Regions from separate parts of the Mus musculus genome. Here regions 1 and 2 are each linked to region 3. A link is a loop called in an ENCODE intact Hi-C map of the cell type or tissue named here. Cell type or tissue: left cerebral cortex. All regions are shown on one strand. Region 1 overlaps Mapk8 (mitogen-activated protein kinase 8). Region 2 has its middle 9.0 kb from the start of Ptpn20. Region 3 overlaps Frmpd2.

What was found. A loop is a pair of places that touch in the nucleus more often than their neighbours do. Peaks named below come from ENCODE experiments on the same cell type or tissue, not always from the same donor. Only the 100,000 strongest peaks of a DNase experiment are listed, where the experiment ranks them.
Region 1: it touches region 3 in a loop (2.0-fold over the local background); 4 of 42 quality-filtered maps call a loop at or near these places.
Region 2: it touches region 3 in a loop (4-fold over the local background); 3 of 42 quality-filtered maps call a loop at or near these places.

Annotation. Positions count from the first base shown.
Region 1 is chr14:33,377,692-33,385,691 of GRCm38, forward strand. Mapk8 (mitogen-activated protein kinase 8) reads right to left here. Exons shown (of 12, transcript NM_001310454.1): 11 at 6,183-6,260; 12 at 207-4,628. The coding sequence ends at 4,483. Among named protein-coding and RNA genes, the nearest start is that of Mapk8, 65 kb to the right of the region's middle. In left cerebral cortex, no CTCF peak of the experiment used is centred here; a DNase peak (open chromatin) is centred at 3,388.
Region 2 is chr14:33,576,244-33,584,243 of GRCm38, forward strand. No RefSeq gene overlaps it. Among named protein-coding and RNA genes, the nearest start is that of Ptpn20, 9.0 kb to the right of the region's middle. In left cerebral cortex, a CTCF peak has its summit at 3,614 (motif pointing left); DNase peaks (open chromatin) are centred at 3,713, 3,886 and 5,973.
Region 3 is chr14:33,516,601-33,524,600 of GRCm38, forward strand. Frmpd2 reads left to right here. Exons shown (of 30, transcript XM_017316244.1): 13 at 1-97; 14 at 6,229-6,414. Among named protein-coding and RNA genes, the nearest start is that of Frmpd2, 37 kb to the left of the region's middle. In left cerebral cortex, no CTCF peak of the experiment used is centred here; DNase peaks (open chromatin) are centred at 4,373 and 5,117; H3K27ac peaks cover 2,057 bases.

The DNA.
Region 1 (8,000 bases), 140 kb before region 3:
CTTAAAGTTCCTCTAGTGATTTGAAACATAAGAACAGTAAGCCTAGATCAAGCCATACACCAGCAGTTAAAACCGGGATGACAATGTGTATAAAATCCAAACCTAAGACACCTGCCCTACTAACAACCTTACCTCAGTCCACAGGAAACCCTAAAACCACCAGGAAAAAACACAATTTTGTTTTGCTTTCAATGAAGAACTCTTACTTTCATACCACTTTTTCTTTTTTATTTAAAATATTATAACCAATTGACACACTAGATAACACTGTTTACACCCAGTGGTGCATGTTGAATGACTAGGGCATGAACGATAACCCACGGTAACGATCCCAGCATTCCCTACAAAGTGCCCATTTGTTTTGTCTAGAGGAGAAGAGAGGAGAGCACACGGAAGGGGCGGGATGAAGGAATGACATGTACAGGGAAAGAGGAAAAAATCTAATTATCATCCTATGTTTTGAGGTTTAAAACCTTATTAACAGGGTAAACCGTAATGAGAAAACAGACATCACAGTCCAGGCAGACAGCTACTTCAGTGTAACTTCATCATTCCGCTATAAGATTAACAGCTTCTCAAAAATATACCAAATATTGGGCCTACAAAAGTAATGTATTTCTTCGTAAAATTTACTAAGATTTTCTCCTTCTGTAAAATGTAAAGCATGGACTGGTATCTCGAGCAGGTTTCTTACAAAAACAGTGAGGATGTCAATAAGCGTATGCAGCACAATTCCCCAGACACAGTGGAAGACTACACGGGACTGTCTCTTACTGACGCAAGGTTTGCACTTCACATGCTTACTGGTATTTTGTGAACAGTGGCTAGAAAGTATTCAACGCACATTTATAATTTACACTCAGTAAAGGTCAAACAGTAAGGGCTACAGCTTACTTGGGAAAGCATAGAAAATCAGTGTGAGGTAGTTCAATAAAAACCTAGTTTAATTTTAAGTCATTGTGAGAATAGGACATTGTGCAAAACTAATCCACAGGTAATATTTCTCAGGAGTTTCAGTAATGAAGAGAATCTAAACCAGAAGTGCCCAGAAAGTTGCTTACTAGACTCCCCTTAAAAGCAATTTGCCTAAGAGCAGTTACTTTGAAATTAATTAGGACACAATTTTCCTATCTTACCCCAAACCACACATTTCTGCTTCAATGCCCTTATCTCTTTCATCTTTCTTTCGTGCGATTAGGACAAATGTGCCTCCTGTGGTTCACAGGAAACACCCAAGAGATCAGTAGAAACACAATGCACACTAGAATATGCACACTAGAATGCAACAAGCCACGAGGCAATGCTGAAGAGGGCTACGGGTGAGAGACGGTGCTGGGTATTCTACTCACTGGTAAGACTTACTGGGGTCATGGGGCATCATGCATCCACTCTACACTAATGAGTGACTAATGAACAACACTCACAAACTACAACAGTATTTCTGAAAATATACTATGTTGTTGGTTTTTTTTTTCAATCTCAAAATGCCGTGCAGGCTAGCGCTGAGGCAACACTGATGATGTCTTCATGTGTGCGGCAGAAACTGGCCAATAATGTAAACCAAGTTCTTTTTGTAACTCAGGAAACAGCTTCCCTTGCCTACTGCTCATCCTATCCTGTCAAGTGTCTTTTCTACCTCCACGTCTTAGGGTAACAAAGTGAGATGAGCTCAGAACTGAGGGATAAGGCTGACAGGCAAGCTTTGTACACAACCAGCTTCTCTGTATTGGTGGGGACTACTGCTTCTCTTACTAGCCAGGTGTGAACACACTGGGCCTTTGCTTCTGGTGTGCACTCTTCTGAGATTTGGCAATCAGCAGCATGGCATGACACAGTAAAAACCACTAGCAAATAGCATTAAAGAGTGAGATGCTCTATAACAAAGCAATCCCAACAACATGCTCATCTTACAGATGGTCACTATGTATTAGTGGGTACGAGACCTGTAACCAGGAAGACATGTAGGAAGAATAAGGCTCTCTTTCCTAAACCATGAAGTGGAATGCTAATTCTCAGCTAAACAACTTTTAGACAGTAAGACAATGGGTATCATAAGTATATATAATTGAAAAGTCAAATTATAGGGTGGCTTAATAAGTACTGATAGACAGAAATGTTATTTGTAATTTCTTAAAAAAATACTTAAGATGCTTTAAGACTCTAAAAGTACCAGTAGGATTTATGTTAAAAGATTTAAACACAGTGGTGTGTTTTGTGTGTGTGTGTGTGTGTGTACAGTGGATCTTAATGTGTTGGGCACATGTTTAACAAACAGACCTTGCTTTTAGGTATACTCTGTTAGGTATTTCAGCTTACATTAAGCATTGAGAGCTTGTTGTTTTTTTTTTTTTTAAATTTAACTGAAACATGATTGCTGGCAAGTGGGAGCTGGCAATTACAACAGATGAGACAATCAAACAACTAGTATTCCTTACTTACCCGAAATCTGAATGAAGAAGATGGCTTCTCAGCAATCAAACACAAACACAGAAAACTAACTACAGCATATCAGCTGGTAAGTGCAATAGTGACACATTTTATCACGGCAAAACCAAAACCAGTTAGATGCAAAACTAATATAAAATAAGAACACACTCATGCTCCAATTTCTGCTAAAATCCTGACTTCAACCTTGTATTTCTAGAACCAAGAGGCGTAACAGTCTCAAATTCATACTTGTCTAATAAAATAAATGCACCATGTTGTACATATAGAAAAGGAATCACTAAAAGATGGGACGCTAGAAATCTTGATAAACTTGCTATGTTTAAAAAGGTAATATCTTAATCTTAAGTATTGCACATTAACAAGACTTAAAATAGCTTACTTGAAAGTAATTGTACACTAAATGTTTTTAAAAAGCAACCAAAAGAAGAAAAATCCAAAAACCAAAACAAAAGAACCTGCTAAGCAACCTTTCAGAAATCTGCCAAGCTGTGCCCGCTCTTACTCCTGCTGATTGTGAGCTCCAAGGGGCTCCGGGCTCCTTCCTACAACCTTGCAGCTCATGAAGTATGCATTTCCCAGTTCATTACATGAAATCCCTCTTGTTCCAGATAATACCAAAGGTGCCTGGGCATTATAGACATCATTTCAGAAATAATGAGACCTTGATGACATTTTACTTAGGAAAATTCAGTTACAGAGAAAGGATTCTGCAGATATAAAATGTAAACAGTTAACACACACTTGTCAGGAGCAGCACCATTCTTACACTACTCAACGTCCATACTGGAAATCAGATATAAAAAACCAAAGACTCAGATGAAAGAACCACCACTATGCCTGCTCTGCTCACTGTGAAGAAACAGTCCTTAGAAAATGACATCCTACATATGGCTGTGTGCTACTATTTTCAGATGAACGGCATATTGCTCATTTAAATGTCACCTACACAAGTTTAAGTAGGCTTTGGAACCTCCTGACAGCTAGTAGAAACAGGATAATGCTACAGGTAGAATCAAATGGCCAGAAACACCACAAACTGGTGCTCAACAGACTGACCCGCTAAGGAACAGGAACTGGGAAAGGCCAGAGGCCAGAAGCTGTCCAACAGGGAAAGTCCAGGCTCGTGGCCAATGCCAGGACCTACAGCCTGAGGAGATTAACTCAGTGTCTACAGAAGCAGGCTCGTAGCCAGGACAGGGGAAGCATCTGTTGATCTCCACGGAAATGTAGATTCATGAAGTGTCCTCTTAACTTTGTGTGATCAAAAGCTTTAAGCATGCCACAGATGATCAGAATATACCACATTCCTTAGTTTAAGTTTTTCTTGGGTTGGTGTAGGAGATTCAAAATGGAGAAGGATGTGCCCAGCATCTTTAAAGACATGCTCTGAGTTATTCTGCCATTAGATAAGGTGTTTGCTAAAATTTAGGTAAGGTTGCCTACCAATTGTTTTAACTAAGTTGGGATTGGCAAGTAGCAAATATTGGAGGTTTCTTGATGCGTTCATCATTTACAGTAGTTATTCCTGAATATAACTGGCTACAGGTTATTTTCCCTTATTCCTCTGGGGTTATTTCATTGATAAGCACATAACCCTGAAGGATAGCATCATGAACAAACATCTGAAATAAATTCTAATAAAAAACTTATAAACATCTTAAATAATTCATGATATATGCAAGTCACCACATAATAGTTGCTTTGATAAACAAAAATTTTACAAATTCAGTAAAAAAATCAGCAGCATAAGATAAAGCAAATATGCAAAATTTAAACCATGATAAAATAATTAGGTTTACATTATACAGTTAATTACAGCAAAAATACAATACAGTTTTGTTGCTGTTTAAAAACACAACTTAAGTTTTAAATTACAACACTTGAAATTAAAAAAAATAAACTACTTTACTACAAAATGAATTCTACATTTTCTGAAAAATCACTCAAAAATATGACCACTGAATTGTTTTTAAAGCAGTTCTATCAATGACTAACCAATTCCCCATCCCTCCCACCCACCCAAGGCCCAAGTAGTCATCTACAGCAGCCCAGAGGTCCAGCTGATGCTTCTAGACTGCTGTCTGTATCCGAGGCCAAAGTCGGATCTGTGGACATTGAAGACATGTCATTGACAGACGGCGAAGACGATGGATGCTGAGAGCCATTGATCATTGCTGCACCTGTGCTATGAGAAACAAAACAGCAAACCAGTTGCAGAGAGAGTTGCAGACCGGGCTGCCTGGCCTGTGCTACCTACCTTCAGGGTCTATAGACTTCTCCTGGGCTTACGGGTTGCTGAATCGTATTGAACCCAGCACTAATGTTCTCTTATGCACACAAACTACGAAGGGAGAATTGTGAAAATGTCTAGAAACCTATACTTGTTTTCCTTTCCATAATGCATTTTTAGTTTAAGACAAGAAGTTAAAATCCAAGTAACATGGAGAATGGCCCTACAGCAAGATCCATAAATGGGCCTCAGGGTGTGTTCCAAAAGAGTTGAGAGTACATACAAAACTGCTTACACTTCATTTTGTTGGAGAGAAGATCTCTAAGATCCAAGTAACTAAAAACAGCCTGAGAACTAAAATAGTATAGAAAATTACTTTTGATAGTCTCACAAAAACCACAGTGTTCAAGTGATACTCCTGGGTCCATCTTACAAAGTAGAAGCCAACACAAAAGAACAGCATCTTAAAAAAAAAAAAAAAAAAAAAAAGCCGGGCAGTGGTGGCACACACCTTTAGTCCCAGCACTTGGGAGGCAGAGGCAGGTGGAGTTCGAGGTCAGCCTGGTCTACAAAGTGAGTTCCAAGACAGCCAGGGCTACACAGAGAAACCCTGTTTCGAAAAACCAAAAAAAAAAAGACCAGCATCTGATCAGGAGGGACCTGAACCAAGTGGCCAGTCTACAAGAGAGTGTGTCACTTACCAGGTAACCAAAACAGCCTAGTAGGTAAACTCAGGCATACTTTGACCCAGGTAAATACCAGGCAAAAACAAATACAAACTTACTAAACAGAGAGAAAATGCTTTTCTCTGTGAAAAAGCAGTATCGAACAAGCATTTCATGCATTTAAAAAATGAAAAAGCTCAAAAACCAGGAAAACCTATGGAGAGACAGAAATCCTTTTAAGGGGGAAGCCTCATTCAGAGGGAAGAACATGTTAAAGCATCTCAACAAGATGGAGCAACTTTCAAGCCATAAGCTCACTAAATAGAAGTACAAGAACTTAAGTTCTCAAAAATACATATACAGAACAAAAACAGTGTGTAGTGCTCAGGGCCCCAAGATGCTAAAGCCGAGCAGGCAGGACTCTGCTGACGCACTTGTCCCCCTTCTGTACAGTGATGAGCAGAACACTGAGAGACAAGAGGTCCTCAGAAGCTTGTATTCAAGTGTGACTAACGTACTAAAAAGAACGTCAGAACGTGATGGCACACATAGCAAATTTAGCAAATTTTGTGGTGAAGTTTTTATCTATTCCAACTGAAGACTTTTCAAAGCAAAGAATAAGGAACTCTAAGGGATTTTTTCTTATTTAAAGACATGGCTGTGGTGTCAATGAAAACTGGCTTTAAATCAGCAAATGCATCAAGACAATAGTGTGTCATGGCTTTCAAATTTAACTACCAAACTGAGTGAGCATGGGAAGAACTGCAGATTCCAGGCCTCTGAAGATTATAACACAAGATGCAAGGCACAATCACAACCAGGTTTATATTGTAACCAACCTAAAGGAGACGGCTGCCCTCTTATGACTCCATTCTTAGTTCGTTCCTCCAAATCCATTACCTCCTTGTATATCAGTTCTGAAAAAGAAGAGGAAAAGTGACTCTCAGGCATGAGTCCTTAAGTCAAAGCTTCTATCTGTTAGGTGCATCAAGCTGGGTTCTTGCAATGATAGCAATGGCAGAGGATCTGAGTGTCAGCTTCAGACTCATAGGTGTTAGCAATTAATTCACTGATCTTCGACCACAGATAGATGTTGATAGAAAGCTAAGCTCTCTGCTCTAATTGTCCCAGCTGGTTAAAGGGCAGCTGTTGTCAGAAACCAGCCCCTGCCTTGAGTGTATCAGCCACACAGCACTCTGCCTTACAGACCCTTGTCTAATTCTGTCAAAGTGAGACCTGAGGTCAATACCTTCCTTCTACTTCCTGGGTTCTGTCCTAATGCAACAAGGCTGTAATTAGAAAGATTTATAACCAAAGCAGCATTTACAATTAGAATGGGACAGAAGGGTATTTTTACTGAAGGAAAAGAAGCAGCAGCTTCAGATCCTTCCAAGTAGCCTACAGCAGGTGTCAGCATCAACACCCCTTCCTAGGACTCATGGATCCCAGCAGACCATTGCACGACAGATTTGCCTGCGGAAAGACACAATGCTCTTGCTTGTGATTCTGACTTGTTTGGTATCATTATCTATCACTTTTGAGTCATATACTCTTTGAAAAATTACATAAAAGTAATTCTGTGAAAAAATATAAAGAACTTCTCAAACATCTGTGTAATTCCTGAAGTTCAAGGTATTTCTGTTTTGTTTTGTTTATATAGTATCCTTTGCTGGAGACCAGGCATGGATGGCACATACCTGTAATCCTAGTACTTGGGAGACTGAGGCAGGAAGATCACAAGTTTGATGCTAGTCTGGGATACACACATACTTCTATTTCAATATTCTTACAACTTTAAAAGCATTATCAAAAAGCTGAATACTAAGAACCAACCAACTACCTAACCAATAGATAGAAAATTTATTTTTCATCCGAACAGGAAATTATCAAAAAAATACAAATGGATAATAAATGTATGAAAAAAAATATCAACATTCCACATGTCATCAGGGACACACAAAAATAGTACCAAGATTCTATCCAACATCAATGGAAATGGCTACCATCTATCAAGAAAGCCAAAAGTAACAAACGCTGGTAAAGATGTGGGGGGAAAAAAAAGGAAGCTTCATACATATTAGAGTAAAAATGTAAATTATAATAGTCACTATAGAAATTACTGGTTCCTCAAAAAAACCCAAAAAGCAGAATTCCATTAAAGGCACCTAAGGCAGGCAATAGCAGAGCTATCTGCACACCCATTTCTATTGTGGTACTATCCACAGCAGTAAATACACTATTAGTGTAGATGGCCATCAACAAAAAAAAAAAGCACGGAGAAAATGTGGTAAGGTTGGGTACGGTGGCAGTCTTTAATCTCAGCACTCTAGAGGCACGCAGTGCTGGGGAAGTTTGGCATTAGTCTGCACTACATAGGGAGTTCCAGGCCAGCCAGGCAGACCTAGCTTTTTTGAGATCCTGTCTCTAACAACAACAACAACAACAACAACAACAACAACAACAAGTGGTTTATGTGTATGCAAATTAGTTTTAGCCAGCTATAAAGTAGAATGAAATTATGTCATTTGCCAGAAAAATGGATAGAACTAGAGATTATCAAGTTAAATAAAATAATTTTGACTCAGAAAGATAAATATTGCATGTTTTCTTTCCAATGTGGAACCTGGGTTTGACAATATAAATATACATGACACAAA
Region 2 (8,000 bases), 60 kb after region 3:
ATAAAACAAGTCATGGACTTAAATGTAACTCCAAAAGGATGAAAGTTTTAGAAAAGGAAAAAACTCCTTGAGACCTAGGACTTGACAGAGAGATCGTATGTTCAATGATCTATAAAATAAAAACTTGAAACATTTCCCCTGTAAAGACTGTGGTCAAAGGATTGAGGATGGGTCTCAACACGAAAGGAGGGAGCTGTAAACTCGGCAAAGGAGCCAGTACCTCGCATATAAAAGGAGCTCTCAAAACTCCACAGTAAAAATGAAATCCAAATAGAAAATTGACATGTTATTAGTAGACATTTCTCTGCAGACACTGGACAGATTCATATTAACAATGAAAATATGCTGAATTCCATGAGTTGTAAACTAAAGTTATATATCTACACATGTAAATTTATTTTGCATGGCAAAATAAAGTCAGACACACAACACCCAAAGCTAGCAAGGATGTAGAAAAACTGCACTACCTCTACACTGCTGCTAAGACTAAGTTAGAAACCTAATCCAGGAACACCTGGAAAACACCCTAGAAAACCAAATATGCAATGACCACAGGATTCAGAAACTGCACATCAGAGTTTATCCCAGAGAAATTAAAGTTTACATTTATATAATTATTCATGGTAGCTTTATTGGTAGTAGCACAAAACCAGGAAAAAAAACTGTGCCTTTCAACAAATAAATGGCCAAAGATTGATAACCCATATAAAAATGAATGGACCATTAGTACACACAACCAGGTGGATGGAACTCCAAAAACTTAATGCTGAGTAAGACAAAAGACAGTAAAATGTCTGATGCCATTTGGACAAGATTCTTAAAATGACAACATTCTAGAAAAGGGAGATGGAAGTTAAGGAGGATAGAGAGGAGAGTGGGAAGGCGTGTGTTGAGAGATGGCAACAGGGGATCATCCCCACAATGATGGAACTACCCTGTAATATTGGCTGTGGTATTATAGTGATTGTGTGCATCTCTGTGAGGAGAAAATTATATGGCATTTAGCACACATGAGTAAAAAAAATCAGAGAGGACCTGATCAGGATGGATGGGTTACAACCCATCCACCATTGTGGTATTGTATCACAGTTTTGCAAGATGCTACCATTTGGGCAAACTGGGCAGAGAGGATCCTCTGTGTTGTTTATTTCAAAACAAAAAGGTTTAATTAAACGAAGTGAGGAAATTCCAAACTCTACTTGAACTACTCCATGGCTGTCCCCCTATTCTGTCTGAATGGGTCCCGAAGAAAACTACAGATCTATATAGCCCAAGGGCAAAGCCAGTCAGCTGCATCGACTGACTGCATCTGCGTTGCCTATGACTGCTCACCAGTCTGTCTACATAATACTGTGGTACTTGTAGCAGTTTTTCACAAATTAAAATTATCTAAAGCAATTCTTTCTCTTTATTACATGAGGCCTGTTGCAGAATGCAATCATGGAGATAAAAGGAACCAAAAGAATATTGGAAAACCAGTATCTGTTTCATCTTGACATATATTTTTTTGAGCACTCAGTACATAGGCTAAGGAGATGATGAATGTGGGTATGGATATCTATGGGGATCCTGCTTGCTATGGAGGAGATGAAATACGAACACATGAAATAGTATTATATCCACAGCTTTGGTGCCAGAATGATGGTACACAAACCATCATATAAACAACAGGTACATTTTAAACTTAAAAGAAGTTGTCTACCCTAACCAGAGGGGTGAACCTTGAATGAGGAGAGTCATGTGTTATAGGGCATGGGGCAGTGGAAAGTTGAGGTAGAGGAGGAGCCAATGGGTGGGGCGGATTATGAGTGAAGAAGCTTGGATTCTCAGTTGCTGTTTGTTAGAGAATTCATATTGGAGAGAGTAATCGGCTTTATGCACTAGAGAAACAATTGGCAAAAGGAAGACAGGCCCAAATACAGTCAGACCAAATGATAATGGACTGAAACCTCCCAAAGTGAGAGTCTAAATAAACCTTTCCTCTTTTTGAAGCAGATAGTCTTAGATATTTTGCTACAGTAACAGAAAGCTGACTAACGCAGGGACTATTGAAGAATAATCTATTTGGTGATAGGTTTGGTTCTACACACTTAGGATTTGAGATTTCCCAAGATGCAGAGTATCATAGAGGTGAGGTTGTGTTGTACTCTTTTGCAGAGAATGTGATTACTAAGGCCTCAAAGAAACAAGAGCCATGGTTTTGTCTACCAGAGACTGTGTAGAAAGGAATCTAGAGATAGATGTGCTGCACACACTGATCAACTGTAGAGCAACAGTAGGAGCCTGGATGTGAGGTTAAGTAGGCACAACTGAGGGCCATCGGAGGAGCAGGAGCGGGAATGATGGATGCTGTAATCCTCTGCTTATTTTAGACTCACCTGTGGCTGACTGACCCTTGACCCTCCTTTTTGGTAAGAAGTTGTTCAAGATCAACAGGCTCCAAATTCTTTCTGCTTCTACTCTCTATGCCAGTGTGCTCTGACTAGGGATAGAATAGACTATGAATGGTCTTTTCAGCATCATGACATTCTTTTTCCTGTTGGATATGCTTGGCTGGCGGCCCTCGGAGAAATGCCTCTTGGTGGTGATAGAATGAACCACTGTATTTAATTCAGGGGACATATAGGTATTTGGAGGAGTGGGTGTTTTAGAAACATTCCTCTATGAAATCTATAGAAGCAATTTACAAGTAGTTATTTATGCACCCCACTGGGTAAATTCTGATGGCCTTCCCAGGACCTGAAGAGTAGAACTAATGTTAAGAGTCAGCCAAACGAAATCAGTGTTATGAAGGCCAGAGCAGGAAGATGGAGAGAACCCAGGTCTTTGGGACTATATGACTGAGCTTCTGAGCCAAATATCTAGGAGCTCTGCCCTGCAGTGGCTGCTGGAGACCTCATGGTGAGTGATTACCACAGCGGGTGGAGGCCATGTGCAATAAAGTTAGATGTGATTTCCTGCAGGGTGATACCTGAGAAACCAATGAGTATCTTTTACTCAACTCAATGACCTGCTGAACAACTGCAGAGGTGCCAGAACCTGAGTCTGGTGGGTAGGGCATGTGTCTAAGGAGAAAGGAGGGAGAAAGGCCAAGACTACAGAGCTCCCTTACCCACAGGTAGGAATACAGAATGGGGCCTAGCAATTAGTAAGCCAGAGTGAGCCTTATGCTGAAATGGGACTGTTCTGGGTACATTGTGGACCAGCCCGAAATGTTACAGGCAAGAGCCCAGTGGGGGAAAAAAGACACTAGGGCAAGTTTGAATGACACTGGAGAATAACACAAAGAAGTTGCACTCTGTTAAGTTTAAATAATACTAGACAATAAATTGGCAACATCTGAATTCCCTCTATAAAGCACAAGGCTTGGCTCTGACCAAGTAGTAACTCATAGGACCAAAAGCCCTGAGTCCAGCGTGTCTATTAGAACCTGGCAGTGTGCATTTAGCTTTGTGGTGTACCATTATTTTATAGTTAATATGTAGAACTGGATGTGGATATGCAAGAGTTTGTGGCAGGCCCTCATGTGGCAATCTCCAGGCAAAGCCCACAGTTTCCTTCCTTGAGCTTCCACTTGCAGAGAAATGGGTACATTGAAGCTGTAGATGGGTTAGTCGCCACCTAGTGGAACCATCATTTTATATTCATGGGGTATCTGCCATCTGCCAGGCTCAGGGACTAGGCATCCAGGAATCCAAGGCGAGGGAAGTGCATGTCCTCCTGTTCTTTAAATAAAATGGTTTTCAGTCTCTGCTGGGACTTTTATTGAAATTAGACTTCGCTCAATTTATTTTTATAGAGTCTTTTATGGCAAGTGTCTCAAAGCCGGGCAGGAAGAAAGCAGCACACAGAGAGGCCACACAGCTTCTTTTAAGCTCATGGTTCTCATCATCTCATATTTAGTTCTGGCTGTGAAGAATTCCATCCCAAAATAAACTGAGCAGCCAAGCAGAGGCTCGCACCAGGGGTGCTGTGGATGGTAAATGTCACTCAGGGGATTATTCTGTTTCTGTGTCACTATTTCTATTTTCCCATTTCTTCTCCTATGACAGGCTCCCACACTGGTCTGGGATTCACTCTGTAGCCTAGCCTGCCTGAGTCGCAGTCTCATTTTCTCTCTCTCTCTCTCTCTCTCTCTCTCTCTCTCTCTCTCTCTCTCACACACACACACACACACACACACACACACACACACAAACACTGTGGTGGTTTGAATATGTTTGGCCTAGGGAACGATACTATTAGTAGATGTGGCTTTGTTGGTGGAAGTGTGTCATGGTAGGTGTGGGCTCTAAGACCCTCATCCTAGCTGCCTGGAAGCCAGTCTTCTCCTAGTGGCTTTGAGATGAAGATATAGAACTCTCAGCTCCCTCCTGTACCAGGTCCGCCTGGATGTTGCCACATTCTCACCTTGATGATAATGGACTGAAACTGTAAGCCAGTCCCAATTAAAATGTTGTCCTTTATAAGAGTTGCCTTGGTCATGTTGTCTGTTCACGGCAGTAAAACCCTAAGACACATTCTTTCCCACACTGTGTGTGTGTGTGTGTGTGCGCGCACGTGTGTGCGTGTGTGTTTTGTGATGTGTGTGTATGATATATGTTGTATGTAATTATTAATGTAGATGTCCCCACATGTATGTGGACATGTATAGAAGGTAGAAGAAGGTGTTAGCTCATGTTCCATATTTATTCATGTATTTATTCATTCACTCATTTTTGTTGATTCATTCATTTGTTTGTTTATTTATTCAAGATCAGGAGTTTCACTATGAGCTTTAGGGACCTGCCAGTTCCACACCCACCCCTAGTGTTAGTATTTTAAACATGTGCCACTGTGTCCAGCTTTTCACTTCCCTTCTGGGGATCTGAACCCAGGTCCTCATACTTTTACAGCATGTACTTTATCAGCGAATCTCTTCCCCAACTTGGCTACAAACTCTTGATCCTTCTGCATAGAATTCCTGAATGCTGGTATTAAAGGTGTTTATTACCATCCTTAGGTTTGTGTCAGTATTTCTTGCTTTTTATTACCTGCTTTTCTAGGCTCTAAGCTCTGGAAAGCTCTGACCTTGAGCTTAAGCATGGGCCTTGGAGACTATGAAGAAGAACTATGCCAGCTATGGAAATTTGGCCCAGGCATAGGTTTCATTGTGTGATACAGACTTTAAATCCAATTAGGTTTCTTTCCTTATATCTAATTTAGTTCTATTGTTCTGCTGAATGGACATAGTTGTCGGCTCTTTGCAGGCAGGTCCAGGTGAGAGGAGAGAACCTGGTCTAACCCGGCCTGTTCTGGGCTGAGCGGGATGGCAAATATTGATGGCCCAAAAGAAACACACCAGGTCGGGAGTCTTGTCAAAGCAGGAACTCGCTTTAATGTGGCAGCAATTTTCTTATATAGACAGTGCAAGGAGGTGGGGATAGAAGTATGGGGTGAGATGACATATGGGGTGGAGTGAGATGATGAGGGGTGTAGGGTGATATCATGGGGCCTATAAGAAATTGATACATCAGTGGTAGTTAGGCGGAGGCAGTCTCATTCAGGGCAGTAGGTCGTGCTGAGTCATTCTCAAGTGAATAACAGGTCTTGAAAATCCAGCCAGGCTCAGGTTTGTCCTCAAGGCCCAAACCAAGGCCAAATTGGACCAAACACATAGTGATCAACGGATCCATAAGTTTTTATCTTTAGAGCCATAGATTAGTGTATCTCTCATTCCTCATTAAATGGCAATAAATACAGAGACCACAACTGGTCACATGCAGAGAATAAGTAACTTTGGAGTGCTTAGCTCTAAATGGGACCTTTGTGGGACAATGAACCATGCCAGGAAAATTGGTAAGATAGAGAGGATCTGAGACGCCAGCACTCAGGCTCTCGGGTTCCTTCCCACCCACCCGAGGTGCCTCCCTGCTCCCTGCCAGATTCCTGGCCTGGAGTATATACCACACTTCCCACATAAGGAAATGTGACACTTCCCACACAAGGAAATAGGTCCAGAACGGAGTTCTCCATGCTAATGAGGTACCCAGAGGCCCTGGGAATTTAGCCAATAAATTTCCCTTCCTGGACATTTCTCCCTGCAAAAGGTATTAATATCTAGTCCACTCTAATGAGTTGATATACATCTGTTTGCCACGATGAACAGTCAATAAAAGCTATGGATAAACACGGACTGTCTTCCATTGAAACCACTGTGGGGAGCATGGATAAGGCTTTCGCTTACAGAGCTGCAGTCTTAGAAGGCCTCTCTGCACTTCTAGACAACTGCTACTACCTTCACCAATGAGCTCAAGCTGGAGTTCCCCATTTTCCTGGCCTAGGTTCATTGTCATCCTCAGCCTGTGGGCCTCCAATGGTTCCGGCCTCTTCATAGGCTCATGGTTCCCCCATCCTTCGTTCCTGTGACACCCCAGCAGTGACTGGGTGTCTGAGAGTCAGGGAACCCCAACTTCAGCCTCCCCTATCTTAGACTGTGTTTTCCTACCCCCTGAGCAGTGTCTCAGCCCTTCCCTAAAGTCCAGCACCCAAATGGTACAGGGAGAAGCAGTCAAACACTCCATGCATTTCGCTTTCTCAGTGGCTGTGTCCCACACCCCAGTGGCAGGGCAGAATGTGGACCCACAGACATCTATGTCATACTACCTGCCATCAAGGCTTAGGGATCATCCAGAAAGAGGGTGGAAATATTGTGAGAGTCAGAGGAAATAGATTTCTGTAGCAAGTCAGTATTTTCTGGAAACGACAGTGCTGTTATGCACATAAAATCACAGAGGCTGTGACTGCCCACACAAGGTCTGTACAAGATCAGGCCAGCCAAAATCCCACCATAGATGGGTTGCATGAAGGAGCTATTGGCAACTTATGGCTGTGGTGGAGGGGCAGTCAGTTTTCTTCAAGGATGAGGACCCTCAGAGACTACTCATGCTACAGGTATATAGGTCTATACCAATAAGATTATTAAGAGCACTAAATGTACTCAGTGGGTGTTCAAGAGAAACAAAAGTGAGCACATGAAATTGAGAGGAAAATATGATGAGAGGAATAAAGGAGAAATTGTTGGAGAGCAGAGCAGGGAAAGGTTCATAGCTCTATGCATGTATGACTATTACATAAAATATTTTACAGGCAAAATAAAAATAACTTAGGATCCTGAGGTTCTGGGTCTGGGTACCTACTAGGGTCCTTTCTAACCCATAGCTTGGAATGAGAGGGCATCTTAGCAACCAGTTCTTGCCCTTGTGAGGGGTGAATAGATGAATTCCATCTCAGCAGACAGTAGACATTGCTTAGTCTTTAGTGGACATTCCAACAGGAGTCGGGGTATTCAGATTAGCAGCAGAGATGGCAAAGCCTGGTGTTCCAGAAGCACAACTGCCTCCTTGGACTGGTGACTGCTGTCTCCAGCTCAATCTCCCCAGTGTGGTGTTTTGAAGGCTTGTTCCCAATCAACCAACCAAGATCCCTTAATCAAAATAAAAATCCTCATGCTGGAATTTGAGCAATTTGGTGCCGCAGACCCTCTGGGTCCCTGTGTCTGTGTGGAATGGGTCTCTCGAGCAGGTGGGCAAAGCGTAGGATTAAATTGACAAACAGATGCACACAGGAGAGGTTATATAGAATCTGAATGTCTTGACACAAAGTGAACACCAATCTTATATAGTACAGAAAATAAAAGGGGTAGGGAGTCACAGCAGGCAAAGTACATTGAAGTTACCTGATACAAAACAAAGGAATGACTTTAAGAGGACTTACAGGAACCAGGTAAATGTTTACAGTAAAGATAAAGCAGCTCTGCTTAGGGGCAGCTTAATGACAGGTAAGGATTTCACACCCTAGTGCTATTCCTTTGAGCCTTATGAAGGCTAGCACCAGGGGATTCTGCTCTTAGCAGACCTTCTCATGAATAATGCAATACCACAACCCCCCTATTTCCTAGGCCTTGTTAAATTCTTATATGAGTGTAACTTTTAAGTATCTGGAGAATCTCCATTTGTCAG
Region 3 (8,000 bases):
GAGGATGACAGCAATCCGGGTCCAAGTAGAAGTCTCAGAAATGCACCGGCTCAGTTCTGCGCCATGGGGAGAGGATGCTGAGTTGGAGTTCTTGGAGGTGAGGCCTCTGGGGTCTTGAGAGAGGTATTGATATCAGGGAATGTAGGCAGTGGCTCTCTCTGCAGCCATCTCTGGGGACCAGAGGGGACCTGAGCAACATGGAGAGACTTTTGGTAATAGGTTGCATTAGAAATGACCCCTCTGCAAAAATACTCAATAAAATTCTCGCTATCTGAATCCAAGAACACATTAAAACAATCATCCATCCTGACCAAGTAGGTTTTATTCCAGGGATGCAGGGATAGTTTAATATACGGAAATCCATCAATGTAATCCATTATATAAACAAACTCAAAGACAAAAACCACATGATCATCTCGTTAGATGCGGAGAAAGCATTTGACAAAATCTAACACCCATTCATGATAAAAGTCTTGGAAAGATCAGGAATTCAAGGCCCATACCTAAACATGATAAAAGCAATCTACAGCAAACCAGTAGCCAACATCGAAGTAAATGGTGAGAAGCTGGAAGCAATCCCACTAAAATCAGGAACTAGACAAGGCTGCCCACTTTCTCCCTACCTATTCAACATTGTACTTGAAGTCCTAGCCAGAGCAATTCGACAACAAAAGGAGATCAAGGGGATACAAATTGGAAAGGAAGAAGTCAAAATATGACTTTTTGCAGATGATATGGTAGTATATATAAGTGACCCTAAAAATTCCACCAGAGAACTCCTAAACCTGATAAACAGCTTCGGTGAAGTAGCTGGATATAAAATTAAGTCAAACAAGTTAATGGCCTTTCTCTACACAAAGGATAAACAGGCTGAGAAAGAAATTAGGGAAACAACACCATTCTCAATAGTCACAAATAATATAAAATACCTTGGCGTGACGCTAACTAAGGAAGTGAAAGATCTGTATGATAAGAACTTCAAGTCTCTGAAGAAAGAAATTAAAGAAGATCTCAGAAGATTAAAAGATCTCCCATGCTCATGGATTGGCAGGATCAACATTGTAAAAATGGCTATCTTGCCAAAAGCAATCTACAGATTCAATGCAATCCCCATCAAAATTCCAATTCAATTCTTCAACGAATTAGAAAGAGCAATCTGCAAATTCATCTGGAATAACAAAAAACCTAGGATAACAAAAACTCTTCTCAAGGATAAAAGAACCTCTGGTGGAATCACCATGCCTGACCTAAAGCTTTACTACAGAGCAATTGTGATAAAAACTGCATGGTACTGGTATAGCGACAGACAAGTAGACCAATGGAACAGAATTGAAGACCCAGAGATGAACCCACACACCTATGGTCACTTGATCTTTGACAAGGGAGCTAAAACCATCCAGTGGAAAAAAGATAGCATTTTCACCAAATGGTGCTGGCACAACTGGCGGTTATCATGTAGAAGAATGAGAATTGATCCATTTATATCTCCTTGTACTAAGGTCAAATCTAAGTGGATCAAGGAGCTCCACATAAAACCAGAGACACTGAAACTTATAGAGGAGAAAGTGGGGAAAAGCCTCGAAGATATTGGCACAGGGGAAAAATTCCTGAATAGAACAGCAACGGCTTGTGCTGTAAGATTGAGAATTGACAAATGGGACCTCATGAAACTGCAAAGCTTCTGTAAGGCAAAAGACACCGTCAATAAGACAAAAAGGCCACCAACAGATTGGGAAAGGATCTTTACCTATCCTAAATCAGATAGAGGACTAATATCCAATATATATAAAGAACTCAAGAAGGTGGACTCCAGAAAATCAAATAACCCCATTAAAAATGGGGCTCAGAGCTAAACAAAGAATTCTCACCTGAGGAATACCGAATTGCTGAGAAACATCTGAAAAAATGTTCAGCATCCTTAATCATCAGGGAAATGCAAATCAAAACAACCCTGAGATTCCATCTCACACCATTCAGAATGGCTAAGATCAAGAATTCAGGTGACAGCAGATGCTGGCGAGGATGTGGAGAAAGAGGAACACTCCTCCATTGTTGGTGGGATTGCAAGCTTGTGCAACCACTCTGGAAATCAGTCCGGCGGTTCCTCAGAAAATTGGAAATGGTACTATTAGAGAATCCCGCAATACCTCTCCTGGTCATATATCCAGAAGATGTTCCAACTAGTAAGAAAGAAACATGCTCCACTATGTTCATAGCAGCCTTATTTATAATAGCCAGAAGCTGGAAAGAACCCAGATGCCCCTCAACAGAGGAATGGATACAAAAAATGTGGTACATTTGCACAATGGAGTACTACTCAGCTATTAAAAAGAATGAATTTATGAAATTCCTAGGCAAATGGTTGGACCTGGAGGGCATCATCCTGAGTGAGGTAACACAATCACAAAAGAACTCAAATAATATGTACTCACTGATAAGTGGATATTAGCCCAGAAACTTAGAATACCCAAGATATAAGTTACAATTTGCAAAACACAAGAAACTCAAGAAGAACAAAGACCAAAGTGTGGACACTTTGCCCTTTCTTAGAATTGGGAACAAAATACCCATGGAAGAAGTTACAGAGACAACGTTTGGAGCTGAGACAAAAGGATGGACCATCTAGAGATTGCCATATCCAGGGATCCATCCCATAATCAGCCTCCAAACGCTGACACCATTGCATACACTAGCAAGATTTTGCTGAAAGGCCCTGATATAGCTGTCTCTTGTGAGACCACGCTGGGGCCTAGCAAACACATTAAGTGGATGCTCACAGTCAGCTATTGGATGGATCACAGGGCCCCCAATGGAGGAGCTAGAGAAAATAACCAAGGAGCTGAAGGGATCTGCAACCCTATGGGTGGAACAACGTTATGAACTAACCAGTACCCCGGAGTTCTTGACTCTAGCTGAATGTGTATCAAAAGATTTCCTAGTCGGCCATCACTGGAAAGAGAGGCCCATTGGACTTGCAAACTTAATATGCCCCAGTACAGGGGAATGCCAAGGCCAAAAAGTGGGAGTGGGTGGTAAGGAAGGGGGGGGGAGGGTATGGGGTACTTTTGGGATAGCATTGGAAATATAAATGAGGAAAATACCTAATTAAAAAAGAAAAAGAAATTACCCCTCAAAGGGATAGGATCTATTGGTGTAGCTGGGTGTCATGAGGCCTAGCTTTGACCTTAGAGGGGCATTCATGGCACTTCCCTGTGGACAGGGAGACCTCACAGATGAGAAAGAGGATGGCTGAGGTAGAGAATGAGGCTAGGAGCTGGGCAGAGCTGTCGGGAGATTCCTTGTGTGCAGCCTTCTGGGCCCCTGTCAGCACAGCCGTATTGGGTGTAGCTCCCTTCTGTTTCCTCCTCTCTCCTCACCTTAAAGCCATAGCACATCTGTCTCACACACTGGAGAATACCAGGACCATGACCGCTTTGCTCCCTCCACTGTCTCCCATCACTGCTGGCCAGGTGCTGTGGGGCATGGAGACAAGCCCCCCGTGTTCCTATCACTGGTGGGTCCCAGGTCTTGGGATGACAACTGTGTATCTGGGGTAGGCACAGTGTGATAGATGATCAGAGAGACTAGGACCAATGCCAGTGAGCAGTGAGATGAGACAGGAGTAGCCTCTTTGCAGGAACATGAGCATTGGGCATATGAATGGGGAGGATCCTCTAAAAAAGGTTTATGTAGCTAGACCTTCAGATTTGGGGAATAGTCTTTCAAAAGGACATGCCAGGGTGTGTACATGTGTCTGTATCTAAGCCTTCTAACTTAGGGCAAAATATTCTCTCCATGTGTTTGTTTGTTTGTTTGTTTGTTTGTTTTTGCCTTTAAGAAGAGAAGTGATTGAGATAAACACTGGAAAAGCAGGGTTTTGCCTTTTCTTTTTGGCCAGTCACCTAGGAAGATGAGTCCAACACCTAATACGGGGGGCAGCGTCTAAGTCCCACCAGAAACACTCCCTAAACCCCCTAGTCCAGCCTCATACATGTTCCCTGTCAAGAACATTCCCTTGGTGAGGAACACATGGAGACCTCAAAGTCTTCAGATGATGAGCAGCCATGAGCTGGAGAACTGAGCTGAGATCAAGGACTTCACCCTGCAGGTCACTACTGTGGGGTGAATGTGCTTGCAGCCTGTTCAGGACTGAGCTTCATGTGAGGGCTCGGTCTCATTCTCCCTCCACTTGTAGACAGATCCATGAAAAGTGACTGTAAAAATAGCTACCATCTTACAAGCCTAAGGCTGAAGGGTTTTTTTTTTCTTCCTAGCTTCACAAAAAACATTGGGCAGATTTCGATCATTTGCATGCAATGTTCATTCATGTTGAGACACACTCTGGCTCCTACTCTTTCCTTTGGTGGCCTGACATAGTGACTAACTCATAGGCTGCCTGTTCTCCATACAGAGTGTTGAAAACAATTAGCTTTGCACCCATGTGAAGCATCCGTATCACAGTTTGAGTTTGTCAGTGTTCTCCCAAATGTGAAGAAAGCATTTCCCTGTCACGACACCTCAGAGAATGAACACACTTGCATTTCGATATAGTCACACTTCTATATGTATTTTTATATGTATATATGCATTTAAAATCGGCATATATTACTTAAGTACTTCTATGTATTCATATAACCCTGCATTGCAAAAGAATTGAAAATGTACTTTGAGTCAACACATATTCTCCCTCAGCACTATATTCCATGCCTTATAAATAATTCCAATATGCAATACTGAAATTAGTATTTTTTCTGTACCTATCATTGGCTGTATTTCTGTTTCATTTATTAGGGGCAGAATCTCATATGTGGGGTCACACCAGTGTTGGCAGTGCTCAGTTTAACCACTGAGGCTACATACTGTGGAGGCATCTTGTACCCCTCCTAGGTATTTCTTGTCCCTCTAACCAGGATGTCAATACCAGCAGTACCCCAGAGCCACAGAGCCTAACACATGGCTGCTGAGCCACAGAGAGTCACTAGATAGTTAATTATAGCTCCTCTAGGCTCTTCTCTTCCTAAAAAAGAGGAAATTATTCTCAGGTGGCTGCCTGAGGCTTGGTTCACGGATGCTGTACTCCGCCAATTCATTTCCTCCCACTGGCAGCAGACTTGGCAGCAGCCCAGTGTGGGCACTGTTTAACACCACCCTCAGTCTGGCAGATCCACAGCTGTGGGAGTGTGTGAATCCCTGAACAACCTGTTCAAGGTTAGCCCACTGTTTTCCAGGCGTCCTGAGTGCTTGAACTGTCCCCACTGGGCTAGGCATTGGGATTGGGATGTTTTATGTAGAAACAATGTTGGAATCACATTGGTTACATCCTGTGGTTTTTCTACTCAGCGTCTAATGAGTAATGGATGCATCCCCAGGTGCTGCATGTGCTTTGTTCTTCAGTGCCGGGGAGGTGGCAGGACAGCAAGGGACAGTTAGGATGGCTTGGTTCCAATCTCACTTTGTTCTCTGCTGCTGGGGGAGCAGGGGACCATGGTAGAAGGGTTGAGGAAGGGCACCGTGGGAGACAGGAGACAGGTACAGTGTTTTACTTTTAACAGATTGAAGATGTCCTAGAAAACATTATGTGTATTTATCTATGTTCCTAGTCTTTAGGGATGCTCTGAGTTTTAGTTGTTGAGAGTGAATTCTTGGAATCAAGCAGACTCTTCTATTCAGATCCCCATTCCTGCCTCCAAGGAATTTAGACTCACTACTTGGATCAATTGAATGATTTGTCTCTCAGATATAGGAGAATGTATTTCTGATTTTTCTCTAAGCTTACTAAAGTAAAAGCTGGAACATCCTACCCACTAGCAGTAAATTGTTCTGATATGTGTAGTACAAAGAAATTGAAGCTATTGTTCTTAAATCGAACCACATACATATGGCCGCATCCATATTTTGACTTGGGGATGTTCCAAAAGAGTCTGAATCCTAAGAAACACCTCTTCACCATCTTTATATCCTAGTGTCCTATATTAAAGATATGTGTCTCAGATGCTCTTCCTGGGATTCCGCAAATGAAGAGTTCTTTAGGTTCAAAGAGAAAAAAAGAAGGAAAAAATGTCATCATATCCATGGTGTAGCTATATTCCAGAGTAAGAAAGAATTGTCTAGCCGAATCCCTCTTCACCTTGATTAGCAATGATGGACCTTTTTCACACAAGGGGTCAAGGGTCATCATTTTGAACTGGCGACTTCACAGGTCCTAAATTGGCCTTTTCTTCCCTCCAGATTGTTCAGCAACTTCCAGAATATGGAGTCCTGGTTCACCGTGTTTCCCCAGAGAAGAAGAGGCCAGAAGGGAAAATGGCCTTGGGGGTCTGCACCAAAGGCATCATTGTCTATGAAGTGAGAGGCAGCCGCAGAATCGCAACATCCCAGTTTCCATGGAGAGAAACTGGGATGATTTCAACTCATGTGAGTGAAGCTTAGATGATAGCCACCCATGCCTCCCTTTCTCTTGATCTGTGACCATTTTAAGTGCTAGATAAATTTCTCTTGATGTATTCACATACAACCTGTGTTCTGGTACACGGATATATTTGGGAGGATCAAATACTTAAGCAGATGGGGGTTGGGCGATCCCCAGGAAGCCTTTATTTTTCCCTCATGCTACCCCTTGCTGTCTTGCTTTTAGTCTCTATAAATGACCTATAGCCTCAAGTGCTATATTTTTCTCCATGCGCTCTCCCTAACTCAGGGGAGTCCATCTGTGCCCAAAGCAGGGACAACTGGGATCTGAAGGAAAAAATGAAGTGAGGTTAACAGGAGTCTGCAAGGTTGTGAAGCACCTGCCCTGGGGATTTGTGCCTCCTTTGCACACAGTACTCAGGTGCCTGGTGTGTCTCAGACGGACTGTAGGTACCCTGGCAGACGGTGTTGGATGGCCACTGAAATGTTAAAATATGCAAACCTCCCTGAACATCCAACTTGCTGTGTATTTAAAGTCATATGAAAAGCCCCCTTTCACTGTTTAATTCCTGAATTTAGTTTGTATTAACTTGGTACTAGGCCCTGGTAGCTGACTGTCCCTGCTTGTCACAGGGGTCATCCAGGTCAGTATGTCACAATGATCCACTAATGACTCATTTGAAGACAAAGTTCTTTGCTCAGACACATTTAGTCTTTCTTCTATTTCCCTTTCTCTTATTGTCTTCATTTTTCTCCTTGTTAGATCATTATTTTTATTATCTGATGTAAACATTTCCTAGGTAAACTGCTTCAGGATGTTTCCTTTATGTTTTTTAATCTTGTTTATTGAAGTTAACATTGTCAGTGTCTGATATGCAATACAATTTCCTAATAAATTATCATGTATATTTTGGAAAATAAAGCTTACATAAAATATGTAATAATTAGCATATTTTGAGGTCATTAAACTGACCCATGCATGTATTGTCAGGATATTGATATTTTTTCACCAAACTTTAATATAAACAATGTTTATATCCATGATTTTTTTGAGCATTAATTATTTTTAATTTAACTGAAAGATATTTTAAAAAATTCAAATTATTGAACCGAATCCAACACTATTATATTGTTCACTTTATTGCATGTTTAACTAAGCAAAGATTTCACTGAGATTTGTCTAAATGCAGATTCTCTAGTAATTTTGAAACATGGAAAAATTTTGAGGCCATGAAGTTCAACAGTCCCCTTAAGCATATATATATGTGTATATATATGCATGCATACATACATACATACGTTTCATTTTACAAGTATTTGTTTTTCATTACCAGGACAAACAATTTTTTAAAAAATTAAATCCAGGAAGTCATCAAGCTCATGAGCTCAAAGAAACTATTTAATTAAGATTAACTAGGATTTCCATCCCCTAATGATCAATTTCTTCCTTGGCATGCATGAACGATTATGCTGTAAAGCCATCACGTAATATAATATCACCAGATGCTCATGGGCAGTTAAACATCTTACAGAGAAACTGACTCTTTATGCTTCTGCAAGCCCCAAGTAGTGAGCTCTGAGAAATCTAAGCA